Linked DNA regions of Homo sapiens: region 1 is linked to region 2. The links are chromatin loops, found by intact Hi-C in ENCODE. Cell type or tissue: Calu3. All regions are shown on one strand. Links, peaks and the distances in the headings refer to the core of each region. The heading gives the core; the rest is flanking DNA.

Region 1 (4,404 bases), core at 232-4,231, 1.3 Mb after region 2:
GCTACTTAAGGAATGAGATTTTTAACAAAGCCATATTCAATAGCGCTGTACTGCTTCATAATCATGGTAGTGATAAATATCGTTTCACAGATGGGATTTGAATATTGTTTGTTCAACTGATTATCATTTTAATATTCCTGAAATTCTTTCATTATATGACATGCACAAAAACCAGACTTTATCAATGTAATCAACTCTAATATCACTAGGTTAATGTTTATTGATTATTTTAATTTTCCTTTTAAAAGTTTTTCGTTTCATTTTGATATTGCAAAATAACTAAAGGATATTGCCAGAGTTGCTAATGAATATAGAAACTTAGTATATGATAAAGGCTTCATGTCAAAGCAGTAGAGAAATTTAAAAGAAAAAGATTAATTCTTTTCTAAAAATAGTATGAGATCATTGCTTAGTAGTGTAGAGAAAGATAAAATGAAAGCGTACAAATAGTAGAAGAATGCATGGATGCATTCCTCTATAAGCTAGGAATAGAAAAAGCTTTTCTTAAATATGACCCAAAATCTAGGAACAATTTGCTGAAAGAAAAATAAAAGTGCTGACATTAAAAAATCACGTAAAAATGCCAGAGCAAATGAAACGACAAATGAAAAACCGGGAAAATATTTGTGACTTATATTAGACCAAAGGGTCAATGTACCTAGTATATGAAGAGCATCCAAAAATAGAGAACATTGTAAGATAAGAATGGAGAAGAGGCATGCACGAAGAGTTCACTGGAAAACTAATACAAATGGCCCTTAAAAATAAAGATGCTCAGTCTTACTCAAAAATAAGATAAATGCACATTAAAAATACTTTGTAATATTATTTATCACCTATCATCACCTTTCCATCACCTGTTGGTGGGGGAGAGGGTTTGACCACTCACTTGGTTGACAAGATTTGAAGAAACATTGCTGGTAGGAATCAAAATGTTAATGAAATGAAAATATTAATAGGATGAAAAATAGCATAACACGTATACAAGAAAATCTAGCAAGACATAACAGAACTGCATGAACATTAATTTTGTGTTTGACCTTAGTAGTGGGATAAAATTACCTTTTTATTAAATGCTGCTATGTTCCTGGTTAATAAAGTATAAAAGCTAATCTGAAGGGATCAAACTGCTTTCAAGTAACTTAATCCCTACAAGTCAAAAGCAAAGTGAAACAGACAAACCTAACTACCAAAGTGATTGCTTGACAACCCAGAAAGTATTTATTTCAAGTGAATTTAAAACACAGCAATCTGACTAGTGGCATAAGTCCTTAGGATAAAAGCAAAATTAAGAAATCTTAGATTGTTTTGAGTAATATGAGTTGTAATAATATTGATATGGTTAATCTGAAACTATGATATATACACACAAGCACACCTAGACATACACATAGTTGAATAAAGGAAGCGAGGGATAATATTAATACTTTATTGTAAATATATATACATAATCAAAGAAGTTAAAATGTATAATTCTACATTTAAATTCAAAATATCAGTATGAACATATTTTTTCCCCTCTGGAAAAAACAAAAACATATTCCTAACTACATCCATTGAAAAAGCCTAGAAATAATTACCCAGACCAGGAACAGTGAGCCCCTAGCACCCAGATTTTTTAATGTAAATATCATTTCTCACTAAAGTGAACCAAGACATTTGGAATAAGTAGCTGATTCAGGTGAGTCTGGAGCATTTTACATGAGAAATCACATGTGTTAACAAAGATGGGACACTTTGGCATCAGAAAGAATAACCTGCAATGCATGAAAACATACACAAAATGTTAAATCTAAAAATTTATAATTTAAAAACCCAATTGTTACTTTTGGAGAAGGCTAAGGAATCAGCTTATTATTCTGAAAAGCAGTAAGCCAAGGGGAAGTACATAACAATTATTATGCCTTGACTTGGTTTCCTCAATGTAATCGAACCGCTGATTAGATAAATAAATATATATGTGATTCCAGTTGTTAAGACAGAAGTTATAATGAACAATTATTGTTTTTCCACTTGATAAAACTATTGGTTCTAGGGACTGTTCAGTGATAACTAATATGTTACATAAAAAATGGAGAAGTTTATAATGGATGGATCAAGCTGACATCACTAGAATTTACTCATTAAATATCATGAAAGAGGAAGCCAGACATTAATTGTCCCTTGATGTGTTACAATAGAAGGTGCCATGATGCCACCTATAGGATGCTCTTGCCAAAACATTGGCCCTAAATCTCATCAAGCCTTTAGATGTAACCACAGTTTATATAACACACCAAGGAGAGCGGGACATGCCAACTAAAACCATGATATTGCAATCCTCAATACTCAGAATGTGGAATATTCCACAAGACCAACAATCTTGACTCCTCAACAAATAAATTACAGAAAAATAATAAATACGGAAACCTATTGATTAATACATCCTTAAAGACATAGCCAAATTCAGTGGGTTGATCTTACTTGAATTTTGATTTAAAACATATTATATATGCATATAATGATAGCTGGGTGTATAGTTATGGTCAAAATGATAAGTCATAGATTTCAGACATTATAGATGTTGCAGAAAAGAAGACACAGTCCCTGGCCCCAAGGAACTTAAAATCCATTATAAATGGGAGTGAAAAGAGTCTGAGAGTGAAGCTTTTTCTATTAACCGAGTTAATCTTCCATTGCATTCTCCACCACAGCACTTTATAAATCTTCTCTAGAACTGTGCTGTCCCTAATGTTATCTACTAGCCACATGTGGGTGTTAAGCCATTCAGTGGAGCTAGTGTGTCTGAGAAAACACATTTTTTATTTTTATTTAAATTCAAAAATCAGTGCTCATTTAAGTTATTGGAAATATTTTAAATGTAATTGGAACAGCATGAGTTTGCAAATCTACTTTTCAACGGCAAATTTTATGAAATCTTAATACAGCTCATGTATTTCTAAGGAAGATTTAGTGTTCAAATTAAGATGTGCCATAATTATGAAATAGACACCTGATTTTGAAGGTTTGGTATATGATAAATTTTGTGAAATAGCTCATTCTTATTTTTATATTGATTACATATTTAAATGATAATTTTTATATACAAATTAAGTACAAGTATTACTAAATTCATTTCTTTTTTACTGTATTAATGTTGCTATCAGCAACTTTAAATGTGTGATTTATAATTTTAAATGATAAATGCATAACTTATCATTTTAGATTATAAAATTTTAAATTTGGATCTTTTCTTTTTTCCAGTATTTATTGAGTGTTTACTATATGTCAAGTTCTATTTAAAGATGAAGAGACTACAGTTTCTGCCCTCAAGGAGCTTAAAGTCTAGTGGGTGAGGGAGACATTTAATTAAACATTACCACTTATTCTGATAAATGCTAGAGCAGCACTGTCCAACAGAAACATAATGCACAACACATTATAATTTTAAAATCTGAGTTATCATATAAGACTCAAATGGTGCAGTATCTTCTTTCCAAAGATGCTGCAGGTGTCCCGGACCACACTGCTGCTTCTCCAATAGCACCCTCTGCCAAGCACACTGACTTGGCCAGAAGTCCTGGGTATACACCCCACCCATGCTGCCCTTTTTGTGCTGAGTTTTCTCTTCTCTTCTTGACTTAGAAGAAATGTTCTTGGGGGATAGGATCTGGCTTCAAATGAATCTTGATAATATTATGCCTCCAAGATTTAGGTATATTTCCTGCTCTGCAGCGTAATTTAGTCGGTCTTGAGTGATGCAAATTATCCATCTATCATCTATATACCTATCTATCTATGTTTGTATCTATCTGCATAGCTTCTCTGTTCCTACCATAAGTTATACTCATCTTTCTCTCTGCCTTAGTTCATGCTGCTTCCCTTACCTAAAAGCCATTTTCTCAGCTTTACTCTAATCCACTGTTTTATAAGAGTGTGTTGTAGGACTGTTGTTCTCCCTTTTCCCTGAACTCCCAGCTAGCTTCTGTGGAAATTGTGACATACTTTTCTGCAACTAACCACTTAATTTATTTTCTTTTAAAAAATAATAATAGTAATTGTATATTTATTTCTTCAGACCCCTCTTTTGAGACCTTTTGCCTCTCTGTGCCTTCATGAAGTCTAATCGATGCCCTCTATCAGAGCTTTGCAGAGTGCTGGAGCAGCATCAATCCTTTTGAACAGAGGTTTGGCTGCCATCGCGCAGGGCCAGGACTCAGGCCAGGAAAGTGAGGTGCTTAGGCTGCGCACTTCACAGCATCACAGGGTTGTTCAAGTGCTGATGTTGAGCCACAAATAGTCTAATATTACTGAAAACTTAGGGATAAGGATGTGGAATAGTGAGAGGTCAGACTGGACAGGCAGGTGAGGGCCTGATCATGGACAGCCTTCTATGTCCTGGAATGCAATCAGACTCTATCCTCA
Region 2 (4,404 bases), core at 244-4,243:
ATGCCAAACATTGTGAGTTCTAATGTCTTTGTTGGATATTAGATATTTTGATATTCTTATAAATACTTATGGGCTCTGTTCTGGGATGCAGCTGAGTTACTTGGAAACAGTTTAAATAGTTTCAGTTCTTGCTTTTAAGATTTTTTAAAGGCAGAATCAAAGAAGTGCTCAGTCTAGGGTTAATTATTTCTTTCTACTGATGCATGAACTTTCTGTGTACTCTACTCAGTGTCTCATGAATCTGGAAGTTTCCATTTTGGCTGGAAGGGGCAGGTGCTCTTTTCCATCCTGTGTGAGCTCCAGGAACTGCAGCCCATCGTCTCAGGTGGTTCTTTTCCTGGCTTGAGTGGTTTACTCACACATATACTAATTATATTCATCTGAGTATTAGAAGGAGACCATCTGGAGCTCTCCAAATTTGTTCTCTTTGCAATTCTCTGCTTTCTGGTACTCTTTCCCTTCTATTCCAGCCACCTGGGCCTTCCTGGACTCTCAGCTCTGTCTTCTTCACTCTGGGAGTCCACTAGGCTTCCCCTGGGTTCCTTATCCTTGCACTGTGGCCTGGAATCTCTTTCAAGGCAGAAATCTGGGGACAGCTGTAGGGCTTACCGTCTTTGTTTCCAGTTTCACATGATCATTTACTGCCTGATGTCCAGTGTCTGGCAAACCACGGTGTCATATCTTTTGTCTGGTTTTTGTTTGTTTCTGGTGGAAAGGAACTCTGGTTTCCGTTATACCATCATGGCCAGAGCCTAATGTAAGGGCCAAGGGAAAGCTTCCTCTTTACCCTCTGAAGAGTCACTGAAAAATCATAACAAAGGGCAGAATAATAGTAGAAATGGCCTACAAATTTATTAGTGTGCAGGTGGGGAAAATTACAGAGTGATTATCGCAACCCTCTAATGGGCTACAGAAACTTATATATCACCTTGAGGTTATAAAAAGAATGGGGCCTCAGAGCATGGCCCAAAACTGGTTATGGTGGTGACATGGTTTGGATTTCTGTCCCTGCCCAAATCTCACGTGGAATTGTAATCCCCGATGTTGGAGGAGGGGTCTGGTAGGAGGTGATTGGATCATGGGGGTGGATTTTCCCCTTGCTAGTCTCGTGGTAGTGAGTGAGTTCTCATGAAATCTGATTGTTTAAAAGTGTGTAGCACCTCCCGCTTCGCTCTCTTCCTCCTGCTCTCACCATGTAGGACATGCCTGCTTCCCCTTCGCGTTCTGCCATGATTGTAAGTTTCCTGAGGCCTCCCCAGCCCTGCTTCCTGTACAGCCTGTAGAGCCACGAAGCCAATTAAACCTTTTTTCTTATTAAATTACCCAGTCTCAGGTAATGCAATGCAAGAACAGACTAATAGAGGTGGTAAAATAGGTTATAATAATAAGACAGATTATGGGAGGGAGAAAAGAGGAGGCCTGGCTAGCAAAGGTGGTCTCGTTATGTAGATGAAACCTCACAGGTATCGGCCCTCAGAAAGATTAGGTGGTATGTTTCTTGCAGACCTCTAAAGGTGTCAGACTCTCAGTTTATCTTTCCTCGATCCAGGCAAGGGAGAGTCTCAGAGAAACCTGGCTGCATCAAGGCAGATTCTCTGGCTTTTTTTCTAAAATAAATTTTTTATAAATAGAGACGGGGGTCTCCCTATGTTTCCCAGGCTGATCTCAAACTCCTGGGCTCAAGTGATCCTCCTGCCTCAGCCTCCCAAAGTGTTGAGATTACAGGTGTCAGCCACCACGCCTGCCTCAAGGCAGATTCTCTACAGATGCAAATCTCCTGACAAAAGACAGCCTTTTAGCCATGATGATATTTCAAGCCCCCTATGAATAGCCGTATATCTTGGGGTGAAATATTTTGGTTTCTTTCATTAAGGATCCTATTACGCATCTTTGAAATGGTGGTTAGGATTATTTTGAGTTACTGTGTTTTGCAATCCACCACTAGGTGGCAATGTTATACAGCTGAGATTCTTTTCAGTAAAGGAACCCTGCAAAGCATTTCTAGGTTATTCTAAGAGATACACGGAATTATATATTTGGTCTTGGTTTGGGTATAACAGTCTGTTTTATTGAGTTCCATTTTATTCCTATATCTGTTATTGTGGAATTTTTACTTCAGTGTAAAATTAGTAAAGTTATTTTGCCTAAAATAATACATGCTATAGATTGAAATGATTTATGGTATGTTCCTCACTATGGTCAGTAGTAGATATGATACACTCGTTAGGGAAACTTTTCACCTACAGGGGATTTAAATATATTTATGAGGGCAGTCATCGACATCCGTTTGTGTCTGGTTTGTAAGACCAGCCCAGAAAAGAATAAGATGTGTCTACTGCCTCTGGGGGCTTCTGTCCTTGTGAGGAGACACACAGGTGGACCACAGGCACAGTCCCAGGCTTGTGTGTGCTCTTCAACTGTCTGGGGTTGTCTAGAAGCTTCCCAGAGGAGGTGACCATTGAGCAGGGTTTAAAAGATGTGTAGAAATTTTCTACTTGAGAAAAGGGCAGATAGCAGTTCATGCCTAACAGTGCAGCAGAGAAAGAGACAGGGACTTAAGCATATCATAAGAAGATGACGAGAGTGGCAGGAAGTAAAAACAGGGACGTGGCCTCAAAATGCCTGGCACACTCCATGTGCTGCATGACCATTTCACATATAAATAGAGTAAGACTGCTAGGGTCCATCTCTGAAGATGATATTGCAGATCGAATTTCTTTCATATTTATTAATATAAAATAATGTCAGTTGGAGATATACAATTTTGCTCCTCACCGGTGGATCATCCTGTGCATATGGGGTAGACAGACCTCCTTGGAGACCCCGCATTAGATGACTCTGGCTGCGGCGGGGAGAGACTACAGGATGCGGGCAGCAGCGAGCACACAGTGACCAAATACAAGGTTCTTGCCCGTCGGTAAAGAATCGGAGCAAAGATCGGCTAGACTTAGATAAATAATTAGGTTGGGCTCAAAAGAACAAAATAAATTTCATCTCAGACACTTGTAAATTAGCAAAACAAATAAATTAAACATCATCATTATTATTATTTTTTGAGACAGAGTCTCGCTCTGTGCCTCAGGCTGGAGTGCGGTGGCGCCATCTCGGCTCACTGCAAGCTCCGCCTCCCGGGTTCACGCCATTCTCCTGCCTCAGCCTCCTGAGTAGCTGGGACTACAGGCGCCTGCCACCACGCCCGGCTAATTTTTTTGTATTTTTAGTAGAGACGGGGTTTCACCGTGTTAGCCAGGATGGTCTCGATCTCCTGACTTCGTGATCCGCCCGCCTCGGCCTCCCAAAGTGCTGGGATTACAGGCGTGAGCCACCGCGCCCGGCCAACAATTATTATTTAAAAAGTTCTGCATTCAAAAGTAATATTGGTTTAGAATTACCTCAAGGAGACAATTTCATGACTAATTCTACTGCCTAATTGTTAGAGAGGGTAAGATGGCTGAACTAACATGGACCTTCCCGGTGGCTCCGTGAGGACAGTCGGGAAATGACGTGCTCCTTGTGAATGGCTGAGAAAAAGCACCTGTGTGACATCTAATCATCCAGACCGGTGGTTCTCCAAGTGGGGTGGGGACTCCTGCAGGGCCTCACAATCCTTTCAGAGATTCTACAAAGTCAATACTATTTTAATAATAACAGCAAAATATTACCTGTCTTTTTGATTCTCACTCTACTATGAGTGTACAGTGGAGTTTTCCAGAAGCCATGTGGCGTGATATTGCAACTCACTGAATACAGGAGCAGAGAGAGAATCCAGCGGGTTTATATCAGTGTAGTAAAATAATTAAAAAAAAAAAAAGGAAAAGGAAAAGAGAATTCAGTGGATTGAGTTGACTGCAGGTGGGAGCATACTACAAACTAGTGAGTCCTTTTCTTCAACAAGGTTTATTGGGAGTCTTCAGGCAGCCTGTCCTTGGCCTCTAGAAGCCCATGGTCTGGTGGAACAGCCAGACCAGCTGAAACCCTTACGCTGAAGGTATGGAAATGCTACAGGGCTTGTACTGGGAATCTCAACCCAGGCTTAGAGGATGAAGACAGCTGCCTGGAAATGTTGTCATCTCGCCTGAGTTACGACAATGGAGTACCAGTGAGTGGAATAAAGCGGAAGAGAGAGTGTGGGGCAGAGGCCAGAAGACAGTTTGATGGAAGGTGGTAGGAGAAACTACACTGTATTTTTGAGATGGATAAGAGGGAACAGGACAGGACAGGAAGGCGACAGCTGTCCTTAGGTGGAGCCCATCTAGCTGTTGTTAGCGTCGGTCTCAAATACACAATAAGTTGGTCTCAAATATGCAATATGAGAAAAATCCAAGAGCAAAACCAAAACAACACATAAGGAACAAAGGTACGCTGGAACATTTGACCTATGTTATCTGCCCCAGTGATGTCGAT

Evidence for each region. Hi-C counts contacts between places; a loop is a spot of excess contacts. Peaks named below come from ENCODE experiments on the same cell type or tissue, not always from the same donor. Only the 100,000 strongest peaks of a DNase experiment are listed, where the experiment ranks them.
Region 1: a loop joins it to region 2, with 10 times the contacts of the local background. A loop is called at or near these places in 6 of 110 quality-filtered maps.

What each region holds. Positions count from the first base shown.
Region 1 is chr16:77,041,104-77,045,507 of GRCh38, forward strand. No RefSeq gene overlaps it. Among named protein-coding and RNA genes, the nearest start is that of MON1B, 150 kb to the right of the region's middle. In Calu3, for the core only: a CTCF peak has its summit at 2,166; a DNase peak (open chromatin) is centred at 2,218.
Region 2 is chr16:75,787,414-75,791,817 of GRCh38, forward strand. The region is part of intron 2 of LOC105371348 (a long non-coding RNA gene); the gene reads left to right. Among named protein-coding and RNA genes, the nearest start is that of CPHXL, 63 kb to the left of the region's middle. In Calu3, for the core only: a CTCF peak has its summit at 1,970 (motif pointing right); a DNase peak (open chromatin) is centred at 1,938.